Regions from separate parts of the Homo sapiens genome. Here region 1 is linked to region 2. A link is an interaction called in ENCODE POLR2A ChIA-PET data of the cell type or tissue named here. Cell type or tissue: GM12878. All regions are shown on one strand. Each heading gives the region's core, and the rest is flanking DNA. Links, peaks and the distances in the headings are about the cores only. Region 1 overlaps ERC2 (ELKS/RAB6-interacting/CAST family member 2). Region 2 holds the start of ERC2-IT1 (ERC2 intronic transcript 1).

The links. Peaks named below come from ENCODE experiments on the same cell type or tissue, not always from the same donor. Only the 100,000 strongest peaks of a DNase experiment are listed, where the experiment ranks them.
Region 1: POLR2A ChIA-PET joins it to region 2 with 5 read pairs; 3 of 35 experiments call an interaction of 5 or more read pairs at or near these places.

What each region holds. Positions count from the first base shown.
Region 1 is chr3:55,546,883-55,563,249 of GRCh38, reverse strand. The region is part of intron 17 of ERC2 (ELKS/RAB6-interacting/CAST family member 2); the gene reads left to right. Among named protein-coding and RNA genes, the nearest start is that of ERC2-AS1, 53 kb to the left of the region's middle. RefSeq lists an enhancer at 7,302-7,803. In GM12878, for the core only: no CTCF peak of the experiment used is centred there; no DNase peak of the experiment used is centred there; H3K27me3 peaks cover 178 bases.
Region 2 is chr3:55,649,587-55,665,953 of GRCh38, reverse strand. All of the region lies in intron 17 of ERC2 (ELKS/RAB6-interacting/CAST family member 2), which reads left to right. ERC2-IT1 (ERC2 intronic transcript 1) reads left to right here and starts at 6,485. Exons shown (of 1, transcript NR_024615.1): 1 at 6,485-8,748. RefSeq lists enhancers at 945-1,445, 6,971-7,090, 7,131-7,330. In GM12878, for the core only: no CTCF peak of the experiment used is centred there; DNase peaks (open chromatin) are centred at 4,220, 4,663, 7,113, 7,443 and 1 weaker place; H3K4me3 peaks cover 974 bases; H3K27ac peaks cover 2,621 bases.

The sequences.
Region 1 (16,367 bases), core at 4,939-12,938, 100 kb after region 2:
AGGGCAACAGTCCACCTTACTTACTGCTAAGAAATGATTATTATTTCTTTTTAAACACCAATGAAGGTTTTAGAAGCTCAGCCTTCCAAACAGCACCTTCATCCTCTTCATATGTGTACAGTCTCTCTGGTATCTGGAGCTGATATTCAGGCCTTTTCCTTGTACATCAGTTGCTGTTTATTTGGGATTCATGTGTTTCTTTGACCTTCTGTGCAAGGTTGATGGATGGGTTTTTAAGCATCTTTAAATGAATTACAATATATGCCAAACTTATATTTTTGTAATATTTCTGCCAAACTGGACTACAGTGGATGGCTTATTTCCACATTCCTTTGGAATGTGCATGTTCATAAAATTTTACACCTGTCAGTTGGCAATTTGCCAACATTCATTTGCTATCATATCATGATCTTTTTTTTTAAACAACAACAAAAAAATTTAAACACAGGTATTAGCATGGACAGAAATGTCTTCCAATAGCATGTCATTTTGAATGTCTTAGAAAGATGGGCTCCATAAAAGACCGTGCAGCTGGAAAGAAATGAAAAAAAAAGAAAAGGGATGGGAGGGCAATTGGGCTGGCTGAGCTTGGTGTTCTTTGGTGTTGCACAAACCCTCAGGCCACCAACCTGGGAGGTTGTTTTCTTTGCAAGCAGAGTATGCAAAACACTTGGACTTTTCTTATATGGCATCCCAGACTCAATTAAACTGTATTTACTTCTTCTATTAGCTAAGATACTTAGTTTCAAGTGACAAATACTCAACTCAAATTAGCTTAATTAAAAAAGAAGGCAGCGGGCCAGGCACAGTGGCTCATGCCTGTAATCCCAGCACTTTGGGAGGCCTAGGGAGTTGGAACACCTGAGATCAGGGGTTTGAGACCAGCCTGGCCAACATGGTGAAACCCCGTCTCTACTAAAAATACAAAAATTAGCTGGGCATGGTGGCGGGCAACTGTAATCCCAGCTACTCGGGAGGCTGAGGCAAGAGAATCGCTTGAACCCAGGAAGGTGGAGGTTGCAGTGAGCAGGGATCACACCATTGCACTCCAGCCTGGGAAACGAGAGCAAAACTCCGTCTCAAAAAAGAAAAAGAAGGCAGCGGGAGAATTTTTCAGCTTAAAGAACTAGAAAATCCAAGGACCTATTGCCTTGAGGTATAGCTCAATCCAGCAGCCCAGGCGATGCTATCAAGATGCTGTATTTTCTTCTTCACTTGGCTTTCCACTCCTTTAGGTGGGATTCATTCTTAAACTGCCTTTCACATTGAGGTGGCAGGATGGCTTCTGTCAACTCCAGGCTAGCATTCTACAATTCCACAAAGAGATAGCCACTTTTATGATGGTTCCAGTGAAAATTCAGGGCAGACTCTCATTGGGCTGGCTTAGGTTCTGTGCCCATTCATGACTTAATAATATGGCATGGCCAAGGGGATGCTGCATTTTAATAGACCAGGTCTGCTCACATGCTCCCACTCAGATGGGTCATGGACTGAGAGTAGACCTTGGATAGTTTCCCAGAGTAAATTGGGGGTGCTATTATTAGAAGGGAGGATGGATACAGGGCAAGAAAAAAAGCGAGTAGCCCACCATGCCTACCTTTCTGAAAAGGGCAGTGGGGAAAATAGATACACAAAAATGCCACATTCATTCCCCATCAAAATTAGGGGCAGAGAATTTAGGGATGAGGATTCTAGAAGGACCTTACAAACTGTGAAGACCAGTGATGTGCAGGCATGGTTTAGCTTTCAGTTTCAAATTAAGTTCTGACAAATGCCCATAAATGCCTTTGAGTGAAATGAAGCTAGAGGACTTGGAGCCCCGTTTGCCAAGTCTTCCCTCTTACCTACCCTCTAACCCACAGAAATGCACCCACAGCCTCTGAGGGGTTTCTGTGGGCTTCCAAAAAGTAGATATGAAAACCTCTGAGCTTGTCCAAAGCCATAATGGACACACGGAAAAAATGAAAAACCAGGGAAGTAAAGAAATTTGCCAAAGGTCATATAGCTTGTCATCTTCCATGGTGATAGAAATCCCAAGATGTCTGATTTCTAGCCCAAAGTTTTTCTTCTTGCTCTTAATTTTTTTTTTTTTTTAAAGAAAAGCAGCAGTAGTTTGGTGAGCTTTCTGCTGTGACTGTGCCGACATCATCTAAAGCTTCTGCCTGAACTGGTGAAGCCATGTTTGCCTTTGGCCATCGATATATTGATGAGCCAGTCTTTCAGGTTTCCCAAGCCATGAAGAGGAGGTGTGGAGGGCCCTCCCCAAAAAGGCCGAGTCTTGTTGGGAGAAGAGGTTCCGTGTACTCACTAAAGGAATATTAGGGGCTTACTGGGCCAATAATCTGCCAAGACAGTGACCTAATATTCTGCCACCACAGTGGGTTTCTGATCATTTAGTTCCCCTTTGATCAGATTTCTAACCTAGGTTGGTAAGATTTTTGGCTAAATGACAGATTTTTCTCATTCTTCGCTGAAATGTATCCAGTTACCTCTTGTTGTATAACAAATGCCCCCAAAACTTGGTGGCTTAAACAACCATTTTCTTACATATCAGAATTTTATGGGTCAGGAATTCCATCAGCACTAAGCTGGGAAGTTTGACTCCATGTGGACACGGAGTGTGGTCCCTCAGTGATACTTAGCTGGTGGCTGTCCTGGGTTGGAGCATCCAAGATGGCTGTAGTCACATGCCAAGGGCCTTGGTGGGGTCAGCTGCAGGCTGGGCACCTCTGGGACCCTCTTCTCCATGTACTCTCAGAGCCTCTCCTGTGGTTTCTCTCTGGGTAGTGCAATTTCTTACATGGCAGCTTAGGGCTCCAGGAGACCAAGGTGCATGGGACAGACCCCTACAACAATTATCAGGCTTAAAATGTCAATAGTACTGCAGTTGAGAAACCTTGCTCCAACCTGACATTCTAAGATCATTTCTTGAGCAAGAAATAGCCTTATACTAGGGGCAAAGTTCAGCAAAATGTGGCCTGTGAGCCAATGTCAGCCCACTGCCTGTTTTTTTAAGTAAAGTTTTATTGGAACACAGCCACACCTGTTCACTGACCTATGGCTGCTCTTGAGACATAGTGGCAGAGCTGAGTAGTCAAGGTCTGCAGGGTTCCTCACCACCATGCTTTCCTCTGGCCCAAGAAGCAAGGGGCTGCTGAGGGTTTTCCTGGAGCTAGGAAGGGCCTGGTACTGCACTACTCCGGAGAAGTACCTTGTCTCTGGGCTAAAGTTCCTTCAGCAGCCCAACCAAGATAACGGCTCCTTGCTCCCACCTTGCTCCAAGGGTAGGGATGGATGAGATAATGTCTGAGCAGCCCCTGTGGGCTCCTTCAAGATAGCATGGCCATCCGTACGCTGTGGGCTAGCGCTCTGTTTCCCCAGAAACTGATGATTCAGCGTGAAATATGGTCTTGCCTGGGGAGAAGCTGAAACAGGCCAAAGCCTGAGGTCAAGCCCTTGCTAGAAAGGAAGGATTAAAAAGAAATTAATCTCTCTTGTTCTCTCTTTGTTCACATCTCCAGTGGAGAGAGGCCAAAGGCAAGGAGGACATTGATGGATAGACTGAGGGTGTTGTCCTCTGAGGCCGCTCCATGGGGAGTTTTGCAGGGATCTAGGTTGCACCCCTGACAGTCTAGCCCAGCACAGTGCCCAGGCCCCATCCATTGGGGACTTCCAGTCTTACTTCATGGGCCAGGTCTCTTGGGGACACATGTGTTGTCTGATGTCACTAATTTGATTTGTAGCATGGTGGAAACCAACAACTTAGTTGCTAAACAGATAGCTATTGAGACCTAAAATGAGGTAGAGAGGTAGGAACCCTGAGGTTGTGAGTTCTGGATTTTACAGGCACCTGGAGCTATGGCTTCAGTCCTGCCCTAGGAGGGCATGGGCCTTAAGTGCATGCACACACTACTCTTCACCACTTTGGGTGCTTTCTTCTCAGAGCTACACTCCACAGATGCTTCCTGAAATCAGAACCTCTGAGTTGGAGAACCATTGCTTTCTTGGAAGGAGAAAAATGTGGAAAAACTTTCAGAAGGCTCAGGAGTCAGGAAGAAAGGCATCTCTGTGGTCCAGGCCCATAGGGAGATGCTGGACTGGTTTAAGGGAGCATGAAAAAGGGAAAACTGGTTAAAAGGCCATGCCCTGCTCCAGGGAAAACCAATACCCAGTTGGAGCCACATGCCTTGGTAAATCCCAAGGTGAGGGCTCCAGCATCTGGGTCTCCTGCTCTCTCAGCCTGCCCAACTGTGTCTCCAGACCTTGCTGTGGGACTAACATGTTTTGCAAAGGGAAATACTAATGCCTCCCTGCAAACTGTACCCACTTTTGGTCATCTGCATCTGAGCCCTTCTTCCTGGAGGATCACAGAATAATGATGGATCAAAAGTTTGACATGGAAACCACTGTTTACCCCTAGATCTATAACATAGTCTGTACTTGGGAGATCTAGCTTGGATCTCAGAGGAGAATTTGGCCCATTATGAGGCGCATATTAAAAACATACCCCAAAGATGTAAACTCTCAGAAAACAGCATTGCAGCAAAGCATAATATTATTTAAAATCTGGGCCAAAGGCCACACTCACAGAAACCTCTCTGTAACTGTTAGGGATACTAGAAAAGGAATTATAGTCATTTGATGCACATCAGACAAACTTCTGTTAACTTCAGAGCATTGCATCTGGTTGGCTGGCCACATTTACTCCAGCCTCATGTCCACTTTTCAGGAAATGAATTGCTAAAGAGGAATTCAGTGGCTGGAGCATCTTTTGGAACTTGTTTTATTCATCTTTGAAACCACAGATGTTTGCAACTTTTGAGGTCTTGCTCCTTGGTTATTTGGAGTGACGTTTTGAGGTCAGGGTTTCTGCAAATATAAGAATATTTGGGACCTTATTTTCCCCACTCTGGGTTCTTTTATTCATACCTGCATTTCTGAAATATTTTTAAGCCATCTATTACGTGCCAGGCAGGATACTAAGTGCTAGAGGTGGGCAAAACCAGACATTGTTCTACCTATTAATAGTAGGGCATTTAGTCAATTGGCAAAGACAGACGTTAATCAAAGGATCACATGAATGCATTAACTTGCAACTGTGACTAGGCAGAGAGGCAGGACAAGTTGCTCTGAAATCATATGATGGTAGCTCATGTTCATTCAGTGTTATCTGCCAACACTATTGCCATTATCAAGCCTCTCCGTTAATTAGCCAATATTACAGATCAGAAAACAGAGGCACAGAAAGGTCATAAAACTAGTAAGCACTGGAGCCAGAATTTCAACGCAGGCATTCTGACTCTGGAACCCTTGTCTTTAACTCCTGTACTGGGAGGCCTTGAGCCCTGGAGGGCCACGAGCAAAGGCTTCTATGATGAAGTGGCAATTGAGTTGTGATCTAAGAGATAAGTTGGAGTTGCTTAGGTAAAAGGGTGGTGTTCCAGACAGAGAGAACAGCATGTGCAAAGGTCCTGTGGCTGGAAGCCATAGGGAATGCAGAAAGCAGAGGGGGCCATGGAGTGAGAAGAGGTTGGCAGGGATCAGACCATGTAAGGTTTTGACTGGAGTGCTCCTCCCAGTCTTTTCCCAAATGGATTTTTGCCCATGTGGCATGGGTTTATGCTGGAAGCAGACTTTGGAGAGTGCCAACTGAGCTGTTTAACTTTGAGTGGCAGTAGATCTCACATGGCAACTACTTAATATATAAAGGATTCCCCCAAGGGGTGGCCAGGAGAAGCAAAAGCTAGAATCCTTTGCAGGCTGATATCTGTTGTAGAAAACCCTTCCCTCAGCAACCCAAGATGACAGAACTTCAGCCAGAATATGGCTGCAGTATAGAGACAAAGACATTTGAGGTTCCCTGAGAGGAAGGGAGGGCCCTGGCCAGGACCCTGCAGAATTCCTGATGTCTGCCCTTTGTTTCCCCTGGTGCTTGTCTGTCAACACGATGTCTGCCATTCTAGAACATGTCTCTCTCACCTTTGCTCACACTGTCCCCTCCACTGGGGGGGCCATCTGCCACTTTCCACCCCAAATTCTGCTTGTCAAATTCCAGCCCTCTTCAAAGCAGTGCTACGAGCCATCTCCATGAATCCTTTTCCTGGCCTAAAGCCAGAAGAAGGCTCTCACTCCTTGTGTGTCAGCAGAACTTTTTATTCCCTGCTCACAGCATTTGTCATATTTTTTCTTTATATTACAGTCACTCAAACTCATGTCTCATCTCTCCTAAAAGATTGTAAACTCTGGGTCTATGTGTGTGTCTGGTATCCCATAGTGAACAGAGTGCAGTGCCAGGCATGTAGTAGACTTGCAGTAAATAATTGTTTGATCTTACTCATAGCCTTTGCCTCTTCTCTATCCCCTATTCAGCTCTTCCCTTTTTCAACTCTTTCATTTGCAAGCAAAAAGAAAAACCAGCTCAAAATCACTTAAGCAAATGAGAAGATTTATTGGCTTGTGGAATTAGAAGATTGAGACCCGCCTTCATGCATGGTGGGTCCCAGGGGCTCAGATGATGTGGTCAGGAGCTATTTGTCTCCACCCTGAGTCTCTCCTGTCCTGCGTGTGTTGGTTACCTCCTCAGGCTCTGTTGGTAGCAAATGGCTGCCAGCCATCATCCTTCCAGATTCAGATCCACAAGCAAAGAGCAGGTGCCTTTCCTGCAGTAGTTCAGCAAAATTCTCAGCTCCTCTCACTGGATTTGATTGAATCACTGCAGGCCAGAGAATGTGATGCTGTGATTGGCCAAGTTGAGTCATATGCTCTATGTCTGGAGCTTATGGGGGTGGTGGGAGCTTCTGGACAGAAAGTGGAGGAGGTGGGAACTTGGTCTGTCTTCCTGGAAGTAAGGTGAATGGGGGCTGTGGAGCAAAACCCCGTGCCTAGCAGGCAGTAACGTGACTCCATGTGGGGCACTGAGAGGCTGTAGCTCTTTGCTTTTGAAAGGCTGCTGTTGACATTGTTAGAGTGGAAATATCCATGCAGTGAGAGAAAGGGTACTCAGGCCTAGATTTTAGGTCCTAACCCTCCTCCCCAAAGACTAGCAAAGGAAATCCCCTGATTTTTAAAGCTGGATGAAGAGTTAGGAAATGCAGTCACGTGAGTCCTGGAGGCTTTTTCCCTGCTGTGTCCTTCTCAGCCAAATTGAAATGTTTGTTTCCAAGGGAGGGCTTCCATCCTCTGATTAAGGAGGCAGAGCTTCCTCCTGCCCCGGGAGTTTCCACAGCCCAGTGTACTTTTCATTGTGATGGTCTCTGGGTGCTGTGAGCTCAGTCGTGGGGCTTGGGGGATAGGCATTTAAGGTTCCTCAAGTCCCTGGGTACAGTCACTTTGGAATTATTGAATGGGCTGCTCTTTCCTGCTGAAATCTTTCCTCGGTGACCCGTTTTCTGAGCGAGCAGCGCGGATTTCAGCAACTCCACAGGTAGAGAGGGCACTGGAAAAGCTACCTGGAGACACTCTAGAGCTGAGCACAGGTTGCTGATTAATCTGCTTCTCTGCCTGGCCCGTCAGCTTCATGAAGGCAGGGGCCTTGCAGGTTCACTTGCCGTCACACTAAAGGCTTCATCTCACTTAACTGTGGCAATGATTCTTGAAGAACCCAAGACAGAAAGTTTAACTATTTTGCCCACATCACCCCAGTGGTAAGAGGTTGATCCAACCAAGTTGTGTGACTCTACAACTTCTGCTTTTAACCATTTTGCTGGGCAGCCTAATTTATTTCTGAGACGTCTGTGACCCTCCCCCTAACATTGCAAGCGGCCCTGGTACCCATTTCTCTTTCTGGAAGACGCTCCAAGCATTTGCTCTGGTGTCATTTGAGAGTTGGCCATGATGAGGAGATGCTGTTTCCTCACCCAGGTCTTGCTCAGGACTCAGCTTCACTTGCAGGCCTGTTGCCTTTCTCAATTTAAAGCTCAGATGTGCTCAAGCTGGGGCCGATAGGGTTTCTCCACCGGTCAAGACAACGAAAATGCATTTCTGGCATGGTTTGAATTAAACGAGAATTTCCCGTTTTTCATAAACATTTACAGTAGTTGTGGATGCAGAGTTGAAAGGTTTAGGGTTTTGGTGTTTAATTAGAAACAAATGCCCTTTATGGTCCTTTTAGCAAGGGCGGCATGTCTCAAATTATTAGGATTATTCATCTTATTTGTGCCTGCATTTTGATTTTGTTTCCACTGCTCTCGGTGCTGACTTCCCCAAGGTGGCTGGGCGTGGTGGTGGGAAATGGGATCCTCAGAATCGCTGGTGAAGTTTCTGTCTGAGAGCCAGGGCTCTGGGCTGGCTTTGGGCCCCACCTCACAGGCAGCCCAAGGCCCCCTCCTTCCTTTCCAGAGGCTGGGGTAAGCTGAAAGCTTAGCGGGCAGAGCAGCTGCATCCTCTCTTGGGGCCTGGGAAGAGAGATATTTGCCAGCCTTGAGAACCCAGGTGCTCTGAGATGAGGCTGACAGTGCCCCTAGGCTGAGCCCTAACTCTTGGTTTAAAACAAGGGCAGCTTGCAGCACGGGGAAGGGGGGAGGGGGGAAGGGACACATGCATGGGAACCCAGCCCCCTGGGAAGCAGCAGAGAGGACTCTGAACCATGCAGTTTGCAAATGTCTTTGTTTTGTCATTAAGGAAGGTTTTGAAGCTGTTTCTGAAGAAGAGGAAAAGGCCATTCACAGCAGCCTGAGACCATCCACACCCCAGGAGAGGGTATCATCCATTTGGTGTCTCCTAAAAACAGGCCTGTGTCTCTTGTCAGAGTTCCTAGGAGTCCGGCTTCAGCCTGGCTACTCACTCCTTCAGGTCCCGTCTGCACCTCTGTCTTGAAAGCAACAGACAAAATGGAAGGACGGAAAATGCCTGAAAGGCCTTTCTACTTGTTAAGGATGTCATCAGCTCCCATAAAGCAGTATCTTTGAATATTTGGTGACAAAGAGGCCATCTTTGGTCTCAAAGAGGTTTTTTCATAAACAAAGAAGTTTATGAAAAAGCCTTTTAAAGCCATTTCAGTCTATGAGTCTCACTTTACAGATGGAACAACTGGGGCCCAGGAAAGGGAAAGCGCTTGCCTTCATGGATGGTAAGATAGTCCAGGTCGTCTACACCCTAGAACACCGCATTCTACCTCAGTATATGCAAAGAATTATGCAAAGATGTGTATTATTTCCTCTCAGATGTATTTAGATACTTCATAAAAGACATTGTTTTCCCTAGTTAAGCCTAGGCAGGATTACATTATTTCCTCCATGAAACAGTTCTAAAGGCACTATTCCATAATTCACTATGGAAAATTTGGAAATTTTAATAAAATTTGAAGAAGAAACTAAAAGTCACTCATATTCCCACGTCCTAAAGTTAGTTCTATGACTATTAACATAGTCATTGTTTCCAATTGGCTTTTCTTACTTAGAAAATTAGACTTGAATGATGCCGATGCTTGGCTGTGAGGCTTAAGCCTCAGTGCTGCCATTTCTTTTTTTTTTGAGACGGAGTCTCACTCTGTCACCCAGGCTGGAGAGCAGTGGCGCGATCTTGACTCACGGCAAGCTCCACCTCCCGGGTTCACGCCATTCTCCTGCCTCAGCCTCCCCAGTAGCTGGGACTACCGGTGCCCGCCACTACGCCCAGCTAATTTTTTGTATTTTTAGTAGAGACAGGGTTTCACCATGTTAGCCAGGATGGTCTCGATCTCCTGACCTCATGATCTGCCCGCCTCGGCCTCCCAAAGTGCTGGGATTACAGGGGTGAGCCACCGTGCCCAGCCAGTGCTACCATTTCTTAACCATGAACTGGGGCCAGTTCCTTAACCCCACAATACCTCCATATTCTCATGGGGCTCTTGTGAAGATTAAATAAAATTCTTAATGTGGGGTGTTCAGCATAGTGCCAGTGCATTTTAATAACTTGCTATTGTTATCATCATAAGAAAAATAGAAAAATCTGGACCTGACGTGGTGGCTGATGTCTGTAATCCCAGCACTTTGGGAGGCTGAGGCAGGTGGATCACAAGGTCAGAAGTTCAAGACCAGCATGGCCAATATGATGAAACCCCGTCTCTACTAAAAATACAAAAATTAGCTGGGCATGGTGGTGTGTGCCTGTAGTCCAAGCTACTCAGGAGGCTGAGGCAGGAGCATCACTTGAACCTGGGAGGTGGAGGCTGCAGTGAGCCGAGATTGCACCACTGCACTCCAGCCTGGGTGACAGAATGAGACTCCATCTCAAAAAAAAAAAAAAAAAAAAAAAAAAAATCTGGAAGCCCCACAATAATAACGACACAGAAATTATTAAGTTAGAAGACCCAAACAAAATGAGAGTAAGGTAGAAGAATGATGACCAATTACTCAACAACTCAAGAAAAGAACTAATTCAGTCGGTTGGTTTTTAACCCTATTTCCTTAAATCCACTGGGACAATTTTAAAAAATATATGTATATATTTTTAAGGAAGAGATTATTAGAAAGCAACAGAAAATGAGTCCCTATATCTTCTCCCTAGAGGAGAACTCCATTTAAATGTTCTTAAACCAGCAGAAATTATATGAATGCTAATGTGAAATTGTAAGATATAAATGCTAACAGGGCATTTTCAGGGGTTCCTTTCTTTTCTCCTTTTTTTTTTTTCCTTTTTTCCAAATTCTCTGGTTGGGGTTAGTTACACCCGGCTGTTTTAATAGAACAAAGTCATATAATGAACTTTTTCACATAAAGTGCATTTTTTCCATGATTCACTCACTGTACCTTGTTTACGCAGCTTGTAAACATGGTAGATTAAATAGGTTTCTTTCTCTGGTGTGCAAAAGTCCAGACGCCTCAAAGCCAGGGAGGAAGAATGAGGGGGAGGAAGAAGGGAAAAGAGAAGGAGGAGAAAGCAATAAATGGATGGGGAGCAGGCGGGTGCAACATGAAAATGAAAACAATGTATGGCCATGGAAAAACAGAGAGCGCTTTGCTGGAGTGGAACGTGCAAGTCTTTTTCCCTGCCCCCAACCCCACCCCTGGCCAAGGTCAAGTTATAAACAGACGTGGCTGGGGCATAGAGGAAACTTCTTTCTAAGACTGTGGAAATTGTCTCACAAATCAGACCTCACCTTTTGGGCATGCCGATTGGGCCTACACATCAGGAAGCCTCCTCTCTGCACTCTGAGAGGCCAGGTTTCTCACAGTTGAGGACCGAGCTAGCTCTTAGAGGTGCGGGGTTCTATGGGCATGCCTTGCAGTTGGATAGCTTGACTTATAAAGTAGGTTGGGATAGAAGGATATAGGGCCTGGGGTATGTTTCAAAACACTTCACCAACAGAAAAAAAGAAAAGAAGGGGGCCAGCTGGAGCAAATGTAGCAATTTCATTGATAATGGCTGAATCTGAGTGATGGGTATACAGAAGTTGTGATGTTTAATTTTATGTGTCAACTTGACTGGGCTACAGTGCCCAGATAGTTGGTCAAACGTTATTCTGGATGTTTCTGTGAGGATATTTTTTTGGACGAGTTTAGCATTTAAATCGGAGGACTTTGAGTAAAGCTGATTACCCTCCAGAATGTGCTGGGCTTCATCCAATCAGTTGAGGCCTTCATTGAACAGAGACTAGGGAGGAACCCTGCCAGTGGACTGCCTTTGAATTTAAATGTTTCCCTGGGTCTTCAGCCTGCCAGCCTACCCCATCAGATTTTGGATTTACCTCTAAACACGTGAGCCAATTTCTTTTTGTTTTTGTTTTTGTTTTTTGTTTTTTGTTTTTTTGAGACGGAATCGCACTCTGTCTCCAAGGCTGGAGTGCAGTGGCACCGTGAAAACTCACTGCAACCTCCATCTTCTGGGTTCAACCAATTCTCCTGGCTTAGCCTCCCGAGTAGCTGGGATTACAGGCACCCACAACCACGCCTGGCTAGTTTTTGTATTTTCAGTAGAGACGCGGTTTCACCATGTTGACCAGGCTGGTCTCGAACTCCTGACCTCAGGTGATCCACCCGCCTCTGCCTCCCAAAGTGCTGGGATTACAGGCATGAGCCACCGTGCCCAGCAGCCAATTTCCTGAGATAAATCTCTCTCCCTCCATAATATATATATGTGTGTGTATGTATGTGTGTATATATTCATGTGTATATATATGTGTGTATATATGTATGTGTGTGTATATCTATACACATATACACACACACACATACTGTTGGTTCTGTTTCTCTGGAAAACCATGGCTAACACAGAGGCTTATCATGTTATTTCTTTCTTTCTTTTTTTTTTTTTTTTGAGACGGAGTCTTGCTTTGTCACCCAGGCTGGAGTGCAGTGGCGCGATCTCAGCTCACTACAAGATCTGCCTCCCAGGTTCACGCCATTCTTCTGCCTCAGCCTCCCGAGTAGCTGGGACTACAGGCACCCACCACCACGCCCGGCTAATTTTTTGTATTTTTAGTAGAGATGGGGTTTCACCGTGTTAGCCAGGATGGTCTCGATCTCCTGACCTCGTGATCTGCCCGCCTTGGCCTCCCAAAGTGCTGGGATTATAGGCGTGAGCCACTGCGCCCGGCCCCTATTTCTTAAATTATATCTGTTTGAAAATTTGGAAATCGGGCAGACCTGTAGTCAAATCTTCCCCCATCTCTTACTAGCTGTGTGACCTTGGACAAGCCACTGACCATCTCAGACTCTCAGTCTTCTCCCCATCCCCTGCAACAAGGAACAATTCATAACATCCATTGTTATGAATCCATATTATGAATAACAATTCATAATATCTCATTGGGTGTGGAGAGAATTACATGAGGTAGATGTTACCTAATTCACATATTTATTTATGCATTGGTTCAACAAATAGTTACTGCACATCATCCCTGGTGCTGGAGTTGTGACATTGAATACAAAGGGCTGATTGCCCTGCCCTCAAGCAGCTTACATTTCAGTGAAAGAGATGGAACTAAGTGAGATAATCACACACCCAAACATACAAGCACAAATGGGAATAAGGGCTTTGAAGGAAAGGACCATGATTTTATGAGAGATGAATATGACCAAGAATGGAGGCTTCAGGGAGGGCTTCCTGGAGGCAGTGACACTTGAGCTGAGGGGAAACAGGTGGTGCAAAGGCCTTAAAGAGGGAGGGAATGAGGCAAGTATTACTGCAAGAAGGTTCAGCAGAGAGGGAGGGAGCATGAGCCCAGGGAAGGTTGCAAAGGGCAAAGGTGCACAGGACCAGGCTAGACCAGGTGGGAAGTCCTGTCAAAGAGTATGGTCCAGACAATGTGCAGTAAGAAGCCACAGAAAAGTGTCCTATTAACATAGTATTTCCCCTCTCTCTCTCTCTCTGTCTCTCTCTCTCTCTCTCTCTCTCTCTCTTGTGTGTGTCGGGGAGGGGGGTTGGGGGCAGAGAGAGAGAGAGAAAGGAGGTGGTGGTGACCAGAAGCAGCTGCTGTTGCTGTTTTTACCATCCTCACTACCAAAACCATGTACTAGGATGCTTCAGCTGCTGCAAAGCTCGCTGAGGACAGGGCCCTGTGCATTAAGCCTATATTTAGAAAGTTCATCTTTTGAAAGCAGGCAACCACCCAGAGAGGACTGCCAGCAGACAGCAGTCTAGGCCACAGGGCTTCCATCTTGTGCCATGTACTTTCTCTGGCACCTTGACCCAATCATTCTTAGCTCTGAGCCTCCGTTTCCTCATCTGGAATAGAATAATACCTGATATAACAGCCTTGCAGAGCAGCTGTGAGTTTATTGATATCAGAGCCCATGAATGTGGAAAGGCTTTGAAAACGTACAAAAGCACAGGAAAAAAAAAAAAAAAAAAAAGGTAAGGCGGCATTTGCTCCGCATCTGGTTTCCATATTGTCTCAGGCATTTTGTGTTCGGAGAGCTGCCTGGGAGACAGCTGCTTAAGTTCCAGGTTTAGGCCTCAGGGTCCCCAGTGGTGAAGAGAAGAATTTCTGGATAATAAGAATAACCAGGACATGGTATTCTACCCTTCATAGAGGCCTTTTTTTTTGCAGGAGGGACCTCATTTCGTCCTCACAGGCTACTGGTGGAACCATAGGACAGGTATTGCAAACACCATTTCATAGAAAGATCAGATGCTCGAGGTGATAGGTTCTTTGAGTCAGTGGTGAATCCAGGACTCTAACTCCTGTCTTATGCAGCCAAATTCAGTTCTCTGTTTAATACACACTCTTTTTCTGTAATAAATAAGTATGGATTATGGGGTTTTAAAACCGGAGTTACTTTAGAGATCAACAGATGCATTTTGTTTGACCTGCATAGCACGGTGTCTTACACATCTGATTTTGTTGCCAAGATGTAGGAATTTGGTAGTTCACATAAAACTCTAGGTTTGGGGTTTCTCTTTTGAGAAATGAAGGATCTGGCTGCTGGAGATCTCCATTTCTGAAAAACAACATTGGCTGGAGGGAGAGGTGGTGGCTGTCTCTTTAGTTGACCCAGGAACTCTCCCAGTTTGCCTGCCACCATGCCTTCTACTCCTAAGAAGCCTGCCTGGTACCCATGTGAACAGTGCACATTTGGGACCCCTCATCTAAGCCACCCACGTTATTAAAGTAGAAAAACTGAGTTCCAGAGAAGCCAAGTGGCCCATCGAAGGACACCCAGCTTTTGATTGTCAGAACTGGGGTAGACAGAGAATTTGGATGCCTTCTCTCCAGCCCCGCCCTTGGCCATGCTTAGCTCCTTGCTGACACACGTATGTCTGTGTGGCTGGGGTTTTTCCCTGCCCTTGTTTTCTAGCCCAGAAGATAGGGACTTAAGTGAGAGCAAGTGTGGCACATGGGGCAATGAATGGGCAAATTAAGAGTAACTGTGTAGACACATTTAGAGGGGAAAAGGCCATGTCTCATTTGCAAAAAACCCAGATCAAGCCACACTATTTACATCTCCTGTAACAACTGACCAAATAGTCAATTAGTAGAGTAATTCCAAAATGATTTATTTAAATTTAATCTGAAAGGAGAAAAATTAATGTATCGTTGGGAGACGAGCACTAGGTCCTTTTCAAACAACTGCTATGGAGGGCATTGCCCATGTGGCATGTTTTGGGAGGACTAGATCTCACCCACAGGCATTCACATCAGCTGGTAACCCCTGGAATGTAGGGGCCACAGGTCACTTCAGCCTGGCATTCAACAAGTGCATCTAAAATCCTTGTGATTTTTATTTGGAGGAGACCTCCTGCTGTCTGTGAAACTGGCCACCAGCTGCTTCCCCAGCCCCTATTGTGGACCAGCCAGATCCTCATCAGGCATCTTCAACTCCGGGCTAGACCTGACAGCCTGAAGAAGGCCCCCTGGCCCTGTCTCATGGGGGTCCTCTGGAGCAGAAGGAGGTCTGGATGGGGACCCAGGAAAACTGCTTGTCTCCCCAGCTCTACCCCAACTAGTCCAGCTCTGCTGTGTGACCTTACGTCTGCTGCTTCCCTTCTTTGGACCACAAGTGTTTGTTGAGGGTCTTATAAAACGCTTTTAGTAGCAAAATTCTTTCATTTGACAATTCCTTCAGAGAGGATGAGGAACCCAAGCTTCATTCCCTATATTTGCAGCACTGAGGGTTCCTAAGCCCCCACCTCTCCTCCTCCCTAATAGAAACTGCACTAGCTTTTTATTTCTCCCCTGGTCTCTGAGACTTCCTGGGGACTGAGCAAAGCTCTCCTACGGCTGGGGGTTTTGTGTGCTACCCCACGGAGGAAGCGTTCATCTTCATTATTCTAAAGAGGAGCTGCCGGAGCAACAATGAGACATTTTATGAGAAAGAAGACCTTAAACTGGTTTTCATTAAATGTGGCTTGATGGAGGCGCACCGGAAACGTCCACTGGAGCAATGGCAGCCTTTCAAAGCCCCCCTGCAGAAACGATAAGCTATAAAAACAAATGGCCCAGCAACAGAACAAAAAACAAGGCTCCAGGAACATTTGCTGGGCTGCAAACATGGCCCGCTGGGCCCTACCCTGCCTCCCAGAGGCTGAACTATCCAGACCTGGCCGATGTAGAGGATGAAAGGAGCCAGGGGTGCTTCCTCACCCCGGGAGATTCAGTGGTGGTGGGCCCGGCTGGGGCAAGTCGAGGACAGCCCTGGGCATCAGCAGAGTGCCAAGACAGCAGCTCACAGGTGCCGTGTGCCAGGCACTGTAAGAAGCCCTTTACACGCATCCCCTGCTGTCTTTGCTAACGCCCCTACAGAGATACGCTATTACCATTCTCGTTTTGCAGCCAGCAAACGAAAGAAAGGGAGGCTCAGAGATGTTGAGAAGTTGTCTCAAAGTCCCAGGGCTGAGTGGGAAAAATGGGACTTAAACTCTGTTCCAGAGAAAGTGCCCCAAACCACCTGCGACTCCGCCTCCTATGAGGAAATGGTTATGGACTTGAACTGAGCTTCAGACCTCAG
Region 2 (16,367 bases), core at 3,089-11,088:
GCCCAAGTCTAAATCCATCTTGGCCACATGCTAGCTGTGTGATCTTGACTGAGTAGCTCAGCCTCTGTGAGCCTCAAAGCCCTCATTTCTAGTGCCTACCTAGCAGAGTCCATGTATGGAAGCTATGAGATGATGCAGTGAACCCTTGCCCAGTTCTGGAGCCCAGCAAACTCTCATCAGCATTAGCACCATGATGACACTTCCCACCTTATGATTTGTCTTTCCTTTCTAGGGCTGCCATAACAAGGTTCTGCAGGCTTTGTTCAAGGTGTAGGCAGGCGCACTTCCTTCTGGGGCTGTGAGGGACAATCTATTCCATGCCTCTCCTTTAGTTTCTGGTGGTTTGGTGGCAATCTCTGGTGTTCCTTGGCTTGTAGATGCATCACTCTGATCTCTGTCTTCATTTTCTCCCGGCGTTGTTGAGTGCATGTGTCTCCTTGTGTCCAAATTTCCCCTTCTTATAAGGACAACAGTCACCTAAGATCAGGATCCAAGATGACCTCATCTTAACAAATGAGATCTGCAACAACCCTGTTTTCAAATAAGGTCACATTCTCAAGTACTAGGGATTAGGATTTCAACACATGAATTCTGAGGGGGCACAACTCAATCCATAACAAGATTCTATGAATCATTTAAAGGTTTCTTCCAGCCCTGAAATTCCTTGCGGAATGGCTGAGATCTGAGTAGCTTGGGGCAACCAAATAATGGAACCCTGAGAACAGTGGAAAGAGCGCTGCTTGAAGAGTCAGGAAATGTGCTACTTGAGGAAAGTGTCTTGATTTTTTTGACTTTTAAAATCAGTTTACTTGATTATGTGTCTTCTCTGTCCTGTGGGGCTGATGACGGCTACCTTCTACACCTTCACCGCGCACCCTCTTCCCAAAATTATTCTGCAGACTGCAGAAGAATGTGGCTGTAAAGACACCTTGAAGCTTTCAAGGCTCTGTCTCAGTGTGTTATTATTATCCCCATTATTTATAAGGAATAAGGCGAAATGTTGACTCCCGTGTGGGGATTCAGTGTCTGTTAACAAGGCCTCATTTCTCCATCACTGCTTGCCTCTCTCCATCAAATGCAGACCTACTGCTAAAGTTTTCAAAAGCTCCCTGCGTTGCGAGATTTGAGCAAACTTGATCTTCCAGGTTAAACTTAAATATTGTTTCCATTTTGAAGCCTGTCATGTGGGTGTACCACAAAGAGCGTTTGGTTTCCCCACAACCTCGCCTGAAGCTCTGGGCCGCGGTATGTAGGCAGTAACAGAATACTAGGAAGAAAGAGAGAGCCTGAAATGGATCCTTGGCTCTCAGCCTGTGCAGAGACAAAGCAGGATGTAAGTAAAACCATTACTTCTACCTCCTGATCAAAGGCGAGATGGTAACCCAGCCCCTCCTCCCCACCACCCAGCAAGCAATTAACACCGCCTGGCGTCTCCTCTGCAGCGATGGCGGTTCGTGAGCTCGGGCTCAGGAGTGGTTGAAAGTGGGGGTGCCCTCTGTGCCCAGGTTGAAAAATGTGCGCATTTGCGAACAGAATGTATGACGAAATGGGGAAAACACAGAAACCAAGCTTGTTGACAGCTTACTCTTTTCATCTACATTTGATGCAGAGTGAGATCAGAATTTGCCAGTGGAACTTAGAAGGTTTGTATCACAGGAATTAAGTAGACTCAAGTCGATTTTGCAACCACCTATAAACTTGTTAAATACAGATTCTGATTCCATTAGGTCTGGGTGGAGCCTGAGATTTTACGTTTCTAACAGACTCCCAGGTAGGGTTATCAGATTTAGAGGGGGGAAAAAAATAAAAGGCTTGACATCCAGTAAAATTTGAATTTCCTATATTTTATCTGGCAACTCTTCTCCCAGGCAATGTTAATGCTGCTGGTGTGTGAACCACCCTTTGAGTGGCAAAGATGTACATCATAAAGACATAAAAACCTGATGAAAGTATAAGGCTGAGTTAGTGGCTGAGCATCTGGTACAATTTACAAACAAGCGCGTAGTTTACAGAATAGTCGCACTGCAAAATGTGACTTGGCTATAGGCAGAGACAAACCAATAGCAGCAAAGAGTGTGTGTACATGGTTAGAAACAGGGTTCCTTGCATTCCTAGGCTTAGAGTCCTGGGGGACAGTGTGGTACTCATGTTTGCTTTATATATTTATTTACTTAGCCACTTAGTTAATATTGGTAAATCCAAAGTAAATTTAGAACTATAAAAGTAAAAAAAGATTTTTTTAAAGAGCTAAAAACAATGCAAAGTTTAATGTTGAGGGCCTTGAAGAAGGCATTTTGCCACATTCTGCCTCCCTTTCCAACTTGCCCTCCGAAAGGAAGGGGCCACTGTAATTCCTCCTGCAGCTCAACCCTGATAGGTGATCTGCAGACGAGGTGGGGGCTGGGGCATAGGTTTACAATGACATTTGACATGCAAACCCAAGGGTCTGTTTCTTTGAAGCTGAAAGAACTGATTCTAGCTCCTTTGAGGATACTGGGCAACCAGAGTGGCCACTTACAGATTGCCAGAAAGTTGGCACTGAAAGGGAGCTTAGCCATCATCGATTCTAGCCCCACTTCACTGATGAAGGGGCAGCGCTGCAGACAGCAAGTTCCTCCTCCTCCGAGCCCCTTTCTCCTCTACTGGCTGCTCTGGCAGGTACATTGGAAAAGCTTTATTCCAGGGGCTGTGTAGGGTTAGGATTTAGTTTTTAAGGTCTGTTTTTTGGGGAATTTTTTTGTTTGGTTCTGTTTGAAAGTAAAGAACGATTGTCTAATTCCAAATCTTACTTGCCTGTATTCTGTAATGGAAACCATCTCCCTTCCGTTCATCCATTCTTGACAGTGGGTTGAATCTTGTATATATGTCTCCTGTGATTTTAGTAGGCTTGATTTATTTAATCAAAGGCAGATACCAGACTTTTCCCAAATTTAATAGTGCCATTTGTTTTATTATTCAAGTATTTATTGAGTACCTTCTATGTGCGAGGTCTGTGGAAGGTCACAGCCATCCAGAAACTAGAAGTTAAATAGCCCTCTCTCATTCAGCATGTCTCATCAGGACTTGGCTCTACTGTAGCAATGAATAAGCATGGAATTTAAGCTGAATTGCTCAGAGGTTAGTCATTTTAGCTGTTTGGCCGGCCTTAATTTCTGAAACATCAAATAACATCATATTTCAAGTCCCATTGATAGATAACCTATATGCCCCTACCCTTAGTAATATGTCTAACATGGTATTTTTCACCCAATTCTTTAAAATAATCTACATTCATGACTCAATTCTCATTATAAAATATTTAAGCTATATTGAAGTAGACAACTTAAAACCTGAATGTCTCCTTCACTCTGTCCCCCAACTCTACACTTCTCCCCAGAAGCAATAGACCCCAATTAATTGGTAGATATGTCCTTTGTCTGCATTTACAAATAATGCACACATAATTCATTTAACACAAATTAGATTATATTATTCAGCTTCTTCTGTGATTTGCATTTTTCACTTAACAGTATGTCTTGGTAAACTTTCCGTTTCAATATATATAGACCTACCTTATTTTCTAATAGCGACAGAAGTATTTCATGGAATTCCCCTGCCAAGGTTTATTTTAGCCACTCACAGTTAATGGGCATTTAGATAGTTTGCCATGTTTTGCTATCACAAACAAGACTGCAGTAAATAATTTTGTGTATATGCCTTTGGGCGTATGTGCAAGTATTTCTGCACAATAGAGACCCAGAATTTTAATTTTCTACATGAAATAAATCTGATAAGCTGATAAGAACAGGATTGGTTGCCAATTGGCAAATACATTCCAATCTGAGTCTTGAGTTTCCCAGCCCACGCTGTCCTGTTTGTGTTAATGCAGGATTGCCCCCAAGAGTCCTCCCTGTTCAGACCCTGCTGGCTGACAGTTTGAAATCTGGAGTTCAGCTTCATATATAAAAACCTTAGCTTTGCAATATTTAAATTCTTAAATACCCTAAAATGGTATGGACTTTATTAAACAGAAAGTGAAAAAGGGAAAATCTAAGGGAATTTCCCTGATAAATGGATTGAAAAGTCCATATTTAACAAAGCATTAGTCTCCCAGGAAAGGAGGTGGGCCCACTTTTTTTTTTTAAATAACCTTTTCACGTTTTTCTTCTCAGCTAAGCCAACTCCACAAATAGCCCAAACTAAACACGTAATGACTGTGCTGTGTTGAGATGTGTTTTGTTTCAGATTTTAAAATGCAGCAAATAAGATGTGATAGGCAGAATCTAAAGATGCCTTTCCAAGATGCCCATGCTTTATTCAAACACTAACCAGGTACTGGACGAAGGGACTTTGCAGCTTATCTTAAAATAGAGAGAGTATCCTGGATTATGTAAACGGACCCAATGTCATGACATTAGCCCTTAAAAGTCGAGAAAGAAAGTCTAAGAGTCAGAGTGGTGCAGTGGAAGAGGGAAGGGGAGAGATTAGGCAGCAGAAGAGGCAGAGAGGTCCCAAGGGGGAGGAGAGGAGAGACGAGGCTGTGATAAAAGGAAAGGGGCTATGAGCCAGGGATTGCAGGTGGCCTCTAGAAGCTGAGAATGATGCTTAGCCAACTGCCAGCCAGGAAAGTCCCACAACCAGACGGAGCTGAATTCTGCCAGTGACCTGAATGAGCTGGAAAGTAAATTCAGCCTCAGAGCTGCAAAAAAGATTGCAGCCCTGTTGACACCTGGTGATTTTGGCCTCATGAAACTCAGCAGAGAATGAACTGAGCCGTGTTGTGCCAAAATTCTGACCTACGGAACTGTGAGATAATAAATAGATATTTTTTAAAGTCACTAAGTGTGTGGTAATGTGTTAGGATAGCAGTAGAAAACTAATGCACAGACGAGTTGAACCAACATCTGTGTGTGAGACTTGGCCCACAGGACAAGCTGGTGCATTTTTTACTTTCTAGCAACTGGAGCAGGGTAAGGGCCCAATGTTATAATATGAAGAAGACCAGCTTGCATTTTCTAGGTGCTTACCTCATTTTAGGTGCTGTGCACGGTACTTTATGTGCATTTCTTACCTTGTTCTTCACAACAGCCCTACAAGGATTTATGCTTTTATTGTTATTATCCCTGTTTTATAGGTGAGGGACCTGATTGAGGCTCACAGAGGTTAGCTACCTGGGCAGGTGTCACATGGCTTATTAATGGCAGGGCTGGGACTCAAACCCATGTCTGTGGGACATCATACCCAAGTCTGTGCACATAAGTGCTGTACTTCACAGTGCACCACGACCCCAATTAAATATGAAGCTAATATGTTTCCATATACAAAATTGCTGATATTTAAACTCCTGCTAAACACTCACAACTAAGAATGCCTTTCATCACATAAAGCCCTTTAACCTTGTTTTAATGCCCTTGGAATACTACACCACTAGGTGCTGAGCAAGGAGAAAAAAAATCAAATTTGGATGGTCAAGGAAATAGGAGACTCCCACGCCACCCCCGCCCCACCCCCCAGGTTCTGCAAGCCAAAGCTCAGAGCACACTCTTACATTTCTCTTCAAATCCTTGGAGGTCTCACTTGCTCTAGATTGTGTCAAAGATTGTGCCCCTTCCCTGCACCAGGCACTCAATTCCAGGGGTGGAAGTTGTGATGGAGACATTTTTATAACTTGGACATAAAGATCAGGAGCCAAAAGGAATATCAGGTGGAACAAATGCTATTGCTTACATTTTATCTGGAGGTGGGGGTGCGGGTTGATGTGCCAATTTGCTCTCAGTTGCATGTACAGAAATTGTGACCTCAAATTCAGCCAATGGAAAGTCTGAGTATGAACATTCACATTGTTCAGACATTTAACAAATATGAACTGAGCTTCCATAATGTGATGGGGTTTGCATGAGAAGCTAATGATGCAGTAATGAATAAGGTGAGTTCCATACTCATAGATCTTCCAGGCTCCATTACTCCAGGCTAATGAAGGAAGCACAGAAAAGCAAGCAATTTCAGGATAGTATAATAAGTGCTGTAGTGGAGGAGGCACTAGATGCCTAGAGCAAATATGGGAGAGACGCCATACCGAGATTCAGAAGCCAGAAGTAGTGACCCTTGAGCTGTGGCCTCACGGATAAGTAGGAGTTGGCCAGGTACAGAGGCGGCAGAGGAGAATAGCCCAGCCCCAGGGGATGTCATGATGTAGATCTGATCTGGGAGCCTACCTATGTCCATAAATACATCTGGAGTATAGGAGGCAAACAGGCTATCGGTTGAGACTGAGGTCAGAAAGCCTTTCTGCTAGTTTTTTGAAGAGATTGAACTTAATTATAAGGGGACTTGGAAACCATTGAAAGAAAAGGCTGAGCAGTGGCATGGACGGATGTGGGTGCTTTAGAAGGACCCCTCTGGTGGAAGAGCCAAGAATTGATGGAGGGGAGTGAGTGGAGCACAGAGACTATTGGGACCTGAGAGAGGTGGTAGGGGGTAGAAAGGAAGGGTGGGGAGATCAGGGATGGGGAAAAGCAGCGGGATTCCAGAGCTATCTGAGGAGGAGGGGCCACGGGGTTTGTTCGTCTGGTGGAGGGAGAGAAGGGAGCCCAGGATGACAGACAGCCAGGCCTGATTTGGCCAAATCATCATGCAAATATTATTCTGGGCTGACAGGCCCAAGTTGCAGTCAGCAGAGGCAACACGGGCTTATAATTTGCCATTTGTGAATGTCCTGAGGACTGGAGAATCAGCTAGGAAGCAAATCTTCCTTCTGCTGCATAAGACAGCCAAAAGCACCTCTGAGGATAGGCATCTCAGGGATTTCAGAGCAGGTAACGCCTTTTGGTTGTTTTGAATATGCTGACAGAAGAACAAAAGCTTTCAGGAAAACAAAGCCCAACCCCTTAATGAAACAGGAAAGGATATACAGTTTCAAATGCTTGCTTGCTTTCCTTGTTTTCTGAGAAGAAAGATGCCTTGCCTGTTGAAGGTGGCAGATGCAGGTTGCTCTGTGGGCCTCGGGAAGGTTCACTGCAGCTGTCACCTGCCCAACCCACGTGTCCTGAGGCACTGTGACATCTTGACAGGTGTCCTGACTCTTGGCCTTGACATGTCCTGTCACGCCTGCCTGTCAGCTGGGACTGGGCTTGGGGAAGAGCTTGTGGGCCTGGGGCCTGGTAGTACTTGCTTAGTTAAACATCTGTGGCTGCTATTTCCCTGTCACAGGCTGGCAAGTCAGAACTACTCAGATTCACTTGCACAGCAATGGTCCTTCAGTCTTCTGATTATGTGGCTCTGCAACAGGGAGAGGGAGATATTCATGAGCAAGTGTGCAAAATGCATTTAATGCCTGCTAATGGTGTACAGCCATCCATTGCTTTGGTCTGCCCAGTGTCTGTCTCCCTATCTTTTGATACCAGGGGCCAAGTTTCTCTGGGGAATTCCTTTCAGTTTTTGCAGTTCTGGGACAGTTACCCTTCACCCAGCACTATGTCAATATGGGCACATGACTCAAGCCAGCCAATCAGAGTTCACTTTCCCTAGACTTGGTCACTCAGAGGGAGCTATCCCTTAGGCCACAGTGATTGGTTCAGAAATGGGCACATAATCAAACTAGACCAATGAGTCTCAGTTCTGAAATTTTGAGTTAAGATTGCTTGGAAAAAGAACTGTTTACTCTATGGAAATAGAAGCTGGAGTGATGAAATTTGGGGTACCGGGAGCGACAGGGCCATAGTGAGAAGAGAACCCTACCTGAAAATGAAGTCAGAAGGAAAAGGAAAGTAGACAAGAATGATGGAGAGAGAGGCAGAGACAGATCCCTGAAGACATCATTTAAGATCCCGAATTCACCTGTGCCCAAAGCCAGACTAGTCCTGAATGATTTAGTTACAAGAACTAATAAATGCCTTTTTCCATAAGTCAGTTTGAGGCCAGATGAATAGAAATTGCATCCCTTATTGAGTCCTGGCTCAAGTCAATTTAGCAAGCATTTGTTAAGATCCACGGTGGGAGCTATACCTCAGAGCTCCAGGGAGCACAGGAGGTGTGCTACAATCACAGCCATTGCCAGTATTGTTATTATTCCATTTATTAGACATTTCAGACACTCCTCAGCACTTTACACACATTATTTCATTTCACCCTTTGAGCACATCCTTTAATTAAAAATTGTTATCTACACTTTACAGGGAAAGAAACCTAGACCAGAGAAGTTAAGAAATACATCCAGGGGTGGGTGCGGTGGCTTACACCTGTAATCCCAACACTTTGCGAGGCCAAGGTGGGAGGATTGCTTGAGCCTAGGAGTTGAAGGCCAGCCTGGGAAACATGGCAAAATCCTCTCTCTATTTTCAAAAAATACAAAAATTAGCCGGGCATGGTGGTGTGTGCTTGTAGTCCCAGCTACTTAGGAGGCTGAGGTGGGAGAATTACCTGAGCCCAGGAAGCAGAGATTCCAGTGAGTTGAGATCATGCCACTGCATTCCAGCCTAGGCGACAGAGTGAGACCCTGTCTCAAAAAAGAAAGAAAAAAAGAAATATGTCTAATATAGTAATAATAGTGACAGAGGATGTGAGTTATCGTCTACACACTGGCAGGCAAAAGAGGTTACTTCCTCCCATCTCAAGGACTTGGAAGTAAGGGAAATAAGACTGTACACCCAAGAAAGCAAAATGGAATAGATCGGAGTAGAGATCTGCCAAGTTGCCTTACAGAGCCAGGACAGCTTCCAGCCAGCCAGGCTAGATCTAGCTGCCTGAATGTATTGACAGCAAAAAAAAAAACAAAATGAAAAAGGGTATGTCAGGAGAGGTGTCAGCCAACCATGGAGGCAAAAGCGGGGGAGTGAAAGAGGAGGATCTTGGGGATGCCCTTCATACCACTATCCAGGAGATGGGTGTCATAGCCACGGAGCTTCCCAGTGGCCAGGCCATCTCTAGGGGGAGATGAGAGGGAAGGTGGGGCCAGGAATCCAGCAGTCACTCTTTCCATCAAAGCCACCATCCTGCTGTGGAATAGTTCCCCAGGGCCTCTTAGCCTGATGCCCTTACATGACTACTTCAACCAACATCCCTAGTTTTGAGGATGCCATTCTTCTCTTCATCGTGACCCCTTCTACTCTCTTTTAAAATTATTTCTAGGCCTCTTCTTCCCTAGAGGCCGTGTCTATGGGAAGGGGACTGTGCTTGCCACAGTTGGACATTCCAGGTTCTGCAGTGATAGTTTCATATCATTGTAAATTCAGCTGGCCTTCGGAGTCTAACTTGGTTTCCCCTGTGACTTCCTACAAGAAGAGACTGAGTTGGTCAGAAGCTAATGAATCTTTTGGTCTATACATCTTTCAGAGTTCTCCTTATAAGATAATCACAAGGTCTCTATTTTGTAATGCTAAGGAGACAGGAGCTGGCTACTCTGGAGGCTGCCTTTTTGGAGATGTACTTCTTCTGTGGCCTGACAAGGAAGGTTTCAGAGCCTCCCGGACTCAAGGCCAGGCCTGGGTGATGGCATAGCTACCATGTAAAGTGCATTCTCCACCAGGAATGGTGGCTCATGCTTGTTAATCCCAATGCTTTGTGAGGCCAAGGTGGGAGGATTACTTGAGCCAGGAGTTCAAGACTAGCCTGGGCAACATAGTGAGACTCCCAGCTCTACAAAAAATAAAAAGTAAAAACAAAACAAAAAAAATAGTTGGAAGTGGGGGTGTACTCCTGTAGTCCAAGCTACTCAGAAGGCTGAGGCAGGAAGATCACTTGAGACCAGGAGTTCAAGGCTGCATGAGCTATGATTGCACCACTGCATTTCAGCCTGGGTGACAGAGTGAGACTTTTTCTTCTAAAAAAAATTCTTTAAATCAAAACTCAGAAAAATAAATAAATAAATAAATAAATAAAGTGCATTCCATGGATATACCTGTGCCCTGGATGAGAGGGGCCAAGCAGCTTTGCAGACAGAAAGAACACCACAAATTTAAACTGGAGTCCCAGCTTCATTACTAGCTAAGTGGATAAGTTTTCCAACTCTTTAAGGCTCAGTTTCCTCAGATAAAACATGAAGAAAATAATAGGATCTGCCTCCCAGAGTGGCTAGAAGACTAAAATGGAAAAGAAAAGAATGCAAAGGGTTTAGCAGGGCACCTGACGTGGTTGCACTCATTAGCTGTTAGTGGCTCTCTTCTTGCTGATATTTTTGCATCCTGGGATGAACACACATCCCTATCCACATACTTTTCTATGTATGATCTAGGCCTGAGTGTTCCATACAGTGACTCAGACCCTCAGGAAGGCAGGGAGTCTTGGAGAAAGAAGGCACCTGGCCTTATAGGTGGCCTGGCTGACCCAGCAACTATCCATAGGGTCCAGTCTGGAAATGTCAATGAGGGAAATGGGCCAGGGAGGCTTGGTTAGAGGGGCATCACAAGTCAGCTTCAGCCCCACATGCCATAAGGGAATGCAAGCTCAGTATAGCCATATCTGTGCCATTTTTCAATAGAATCCAAGAATCTAGATTTATTTATGATAGCAACTTATTTCAATTCTTTTAAACACTCTGCAGGCCCAACAACCAGCCCAAGTGCAGGAAACAATCTTGGGGCTCCTCTAATTTTGATCCATAATCTAAGGGCTGGGCAGAAATAGGTAGGAGTTTTCTGAGTTTGGGTTCCTGGAAGCAGACTCTTCTTTGTACTACATGACAAGGATGTAGTACAAGCTGTCCTTGGGGGATGTGTTCCCAGGAAACATCAATAAGGCAATGGGAAGGCAAGCCAATAAAGGGGGAGTTGTCAAGCCACCACTGTGGGCAACTGGTGACTGCAGCTTAGTCCTGCTGTGGAATGCTGGAGGCTAGTGTGGAACCTGAGTCATCCCACTTTAGGGGTGAGGGAGCTGTGATATGTGTGTCTTCATTCCTGACGGTCATCGGCCGAGGGCTGCTCCAAGGGGCATCAATACCCTCACACTCCTCACCTGCCACAGGCCTGTATAGGGTGAGCCTTAGAGGCCAGGGAAGCCCTCAGGCAAAGGCATGCAAGAATGGGCAGTTAGAGGTTGGGCTGCATACACTGAAATGGTCGAGCCTAGCAGGCCATGGAAGGGGCACCCACAGTGTCAATGAGAGACAGGCAGAGGAAGGAAGCAGGTCACCACCACCCACTGCATTAATAAATGTCCAAAACATCCATCTAACCTGGCAATTAGGGATGGATGGCAAAGGTCCTCATACTGGCTCCATCTGTCCTGTCAGAGGAGGCTTCCAACACATGCCTCCGGTCTCCTTCTCGTGCCAAAGCAGGAGTTGAGGCTGGAAAGAGATGTGAGCTCCTTGCAGGAATGTCTGCTGGCCGCGCTTGCCTCTAGAGGCTCTGCCTGTCAATTACAGAAAGATCTGCGAGACTCCATTCTCCTCTGTTATCTTCCACCGCAGTCTCCAGTGGCAACTCTGCAACCGTTTTCTGCAGAGTGGTTCAAATTGTTTTATATCTCCTTAGCTGCCAAGTACAATGTCATAAGCAATAAATAAATAAATTGTTGGCCTATATGGAAAGCATATTTTGTCCAGATGCATGCTTGAAACTTCAGCTCTGAAACAAGAAAGTCAGACTGGAAACCACATCCTCAAAGCTCAGGAGAAGTACACACAGAAAAGCCATTTGATTGGCAGGTGCTACCACCCAACACTGGATTTGTGTCCTGCTGATAGGACAGACAGTGCACCTTCTGAAATGCTGAGCATGTGAGGTGATACAGTTTGCTGGTGTTCATGCTTAGCATGGGTGGCCCTGCTAGACAGCCTGGAATGAAAGAGGAATCAAGTTTGGAGGATGACTTAGCTGAGGAGCTGAGACCTGTGTGTTTCTTTTGATCTCCTCTTTACCAGCTGGGTTGGGGCAAGCCTTCCTCATCAAGAAGGCTGAGTTCAGCATCCTTTTCTGGAGTGCAAACTGTTTTCCCAGCTATCTGGGCCTTCTTGGATGCAAAGAGCAAGGGCATGACAATATGTAACCAGGAATGAGGAGGAAGAGGAGGGAGAACTAGATAGCTCAAAATCAGCTGGGCATGGTTTAGCTGGCTTAGCCAGCCATGAGATGGAGCGGGCATTCCAAGAAAGAGCTGGGGCCAGCAGGTAGATGATCTGAGGAACAAATATGGCCTTGATGGCAGTAATCACCATAGAGAGCGCACCAATAGTGACTTGGACTGCCTGGGACAGCTGGCTGGGAACACTTTTAAATGTCATTTTTATCACTTTTTAAATTAAAAATGCATATGCATAAAAAGTTAAACAGTCTAGAAGATGCATATAGTGAAAAGTGAAAGTCCCTTCTGCAACATCCCCACATCTATGCACTCTGTCATTCCAGAGATTCTTCCAGGCTTACACACACACACACACACACACACACACACACACACACACACACACACACTTTTACCAGGTTTGAGATTGTTCTATACAAATTATTCCACAACTCCCTCTTTTGCACTTTGTGTATTGTGGACTTCTTTCCACATCGGTATAATCTGTCATTGCTTTGTGGTGCTCTTTTGATAGATTATAATACTTTGTTAAAATTTTTGAGGTGACTTCTCAGATTGCTTTCCAAATTGCCAGCCTATGGTGTTTGCAGTTGTTGCTGTGATCACTATTGCAAGTAAGAGTAATCTTTTATTATCTTACCTGTTGAATGCAATAGAATTAAAGTGAACTATGGAAAAATTCATGAAAAAAGTGATTACAGAAATGATGATTTTGAATATGCACTTACACACATAAAATATATATGTATGGTGTAATGAAATTCAAGAGAGATATTGGGCTGTCTGAATAAAACTAAAGATGTCACTTCTATATGTGAGTTATTTTTCTTGAATGAATTCCTTCACCTACCACCAAGATTTAGTTTGAGGCTTGTGTGTGTCCCTTGACTGGCAGCCCAACTTGGTAGATGAGTGTGAGACTTCTGAAAGATACTATATAGATGGTTAAGAATAATCTAAGCCATGAACTCAGACACCAATTCTGATACTTTTCAGTACACAGTCAGTGCGCTCAACTGTCTGTGCCTCAGTTTCTACATTTCTCAAAACAGAACAATAACATGTATTGGTTTTTTTTTTTTTTTTTTTTTTTTGAGACAGAGTCTTGCATTGTCGCCCGGGCTGGAGGGCAATGGCGTGATCTTGGCTCACTTCGACCTCTGCCTCCCGGGTTCAAACGATTCTCCTGCCTCAGGAGATTACAGGCACCTGCCATCACGCCCAGCTACTTTTTTTATATTTTTAAGAGAGATGGGGTTTCACTATGTTGGCCAGGTTGGTCTCGAACTCATGACCTTATGATCCACCTGCCTCGGCCTCCCAAAGTGCTGGGATTACAGGCATGAGCCACCTCACCCGGCCAACGTGCACTTCTTTGGGTGGTTGACAGGAGCAAAAGAGAGAATGCATATGAAGCCCTTACCTGGCATGAAGTACCTGCCCAGCAAATAGTGGTTAGTAGAGTTAGGAAGAGGTATGTGATCACCAGCAGACAGCAGGCATCTGGTCAGGTGTGTGTGCCTCAAGGACCTGGTCTGTAAATGTCCACCTTTATAGGTGCTCACTCTCTTCTCCCAGCCAAGTAGTTGGGGGAAAAAAAATAAAATAAAATGAATGTAGACTAATGTCAAAAGTCAATAGTCAACTAAAACTGTTCCAGAATGCCTCAGGTTGTCGCAAACCATCAGCTATTACAGACTAGAAACAGAACCTGCTTTCCAGTTGTAGATGATAAATAAACACAGTGCACTGCCCTTTACAACGAGCAGCTATTTTTTTAACCCATGCAGATGTGTCCTATTTACATTTAAGCTGTCACACAAATTAGCAAAGGCCCACAGAATCTGAAAAAAGGCAGGCCTCAGAGCCCAGAAATGTTCGCAGGAAAGGAAAATGGCTTATCCCGCTCCTCATTGCTGTGGTGGCACAGTCTTGATAGGGATTGGGAAGAACTGAAGAGCTTTTCTGGGACAGCAGAAATGTTTGCTGACCAAGCAGGCTTTGGAGCTAATCTACAAGGCTGGGTAAAATGAAATGCAACAGCATTCCGAGCTGCTGGGATTTTGCCTTTTTTGCAATCTGTGAAAAGCCTTGGACCTTTAACAGATATAAAAATCCCCTCATTTGGTATAAGCCTGTGTGTGGCAGAATGAGTCTAATTAAAAACACCAATCAGAGAATAATGGATGATCCCCTGTTTCTCTGAGGGTAAGATTTCATTGACAAAATACTTGTTTGGCTATACCTAGTAGACTTACTCCTTATCAAACCACATGTATGGACTGCTAGAGGGAGAATATGAAAGACTGAGCCACATATTCAAAACCAGTAAGGGCTGGGTGGGGCAGTCTTCAGAGGTTTTTCAATCTCTTTCATAAACTAAAGAGATAAAGGTTCAGAGAAGCGAAAGACCCAGTTCAAGATCCCCCAGCTGAAGCCTGAGACTAGAACCCAGGATGTGGGGCTTACACAAAATCAGTGTCCGCTCGATCACATGGCTTCCAGATGATGTTTCTCTTGGGGAAGGCCCATGGACAGGAAGATGTAGACAATTTAATGTAAGCTTTAAAACTCTTATGGCTGAACTTTCCTGGAGAGCAAACAAAGCCCTGATTGTATGAGTCCAGAGAGAGTTTGGTTCTAGACGAGCAATTCCTTAATTCTCTAAGCACTGTGGAAGACCTACAGAGGGCTAGCCTCTGGCGGAGGCTGTGGACTTGCAGAATGACATGCACAGGTCCCTGCCCTCACAGCAGTGAGGGCAGACTGGCATATAACATCCTATGAGAGGCAGGCCAGGTGCAGTGGCTCACGCCTGTAATCCCAGTACTTTGGGAGCCTGAGGTGGGAGGATCACATGAGGTCAGGAATTTGTGACCAGCCTGGCCAACATGGTGAAACTCTGTGTCTACTACAAAAAAAAAAAAAAAAAAAAAAAATTAGCTGGGTGTGATGGCGGATGCCTGTAATCCCAGCTACTTGGGAGGCTGAGGCAGGGAGAATTGGTTGAACCCGGGAGGTGAAGGTTGCAGTGAGCTGAGATCGCGCCACCGCACTCCAGCCCAGGTGACAGAGCCAGAGACTCCATCTAAAAAAAAAAAGAAAAAAAAAACACCCTATGAGAGGCAGACACAAAGGCCGTAGGAATACAAAAAAGGTGGCTTTTCAATTTTGCCTAGGTGATTCATAGAAGGCTTTATTTGACATGGACTTTGAAGGGGTAAGCAGGCTTTTTTTCTGGAAGAGAATTTCTTCATTCATTTAATTGAAGTTTAATAAGCACCTACTTTTTGCCAGTCTTTGTGCCAGGTAAACAAGCAGTAAATATGAAGCAATAAACAATACTCTGCCCTCATAGATTACCTTCTCTCAGGGAGAGTCAGAAATTAAGCAGATAAATGAACAAATAAGTAAGATGATTTTAGACAGTGGTAAGTACAAAGAAGGAAATGAAGGGGAAGAGACCAAGAGGGGAGGATGTTGCCTCAGACGAAATAGTTTGAAGGGCTGATGTGAGAAGGTGACCCTCGGATGAGAAGGAGCCAGCATGAAGCAGGCCAGGGTGGTGATCATCAAGTGAGATGGGGGGAGAGATGGTAGATGAAATTGGAGAGGTGGGTGGTATCCAGTGTGCACTGAGCCTTAAGTGAGAGTCAGTAGACTGAATGTTCTAGGAGAACTGGGGAGCCTTGCGAGGACTCTTTTTGCAGGGAACGCTCTATGAATAAGGAGGCAGAGAAGCATGACAATCACCGTGGTGGGGTGGGCGTTTCAGTGGTGGATGTGGGGCTCTCTCAAATGCCAAGTAGTCAACCTGAATTCTGACAAGCCTTTCTCTTTCCAGTCATAAATAGCCAGGACCAAAAGACAACACAATCCTCTGTTTCACAGTGAGGAATCAGGCTTGGAGGGTTGGAGGCACATGGCCAGCAAGGGCAGTGGAAGGGCTGAGCCGGGATTCAGGACCTGGGACCCAGAGCCTTGTGCCCCTCCCTGCCGGCCCCTCTGCCTCCTGGCCCACCTGCATGTCTTCCAGCGACGTGGATTTAAAAATCCGTTCCCCATCAGACATTTCAGAGAGGCTTTTACAGTTTGTTTTTAGAAGTGTGTTAAAAGGCAGTCACCTTGAATGACTTCTGCTTGACAGAAGTGTCAGCATTGTCACCACCTATTCCAAGGAGCACTGGCACATGACGGGGGTGCCCTGGCTCCATGGGGAAATGAGGAGGAGGGCAAAGAGCTGTTCACCAGAGCTAGCATTCAGGTTCAGCATAGCTCCTCACTGACTGTGTGGCCTCGAGAGAGTCTCATCTTCTTCACCCTGCACCTGCACTTCTTTATGTATAAAACGCATACATTGGATTGGG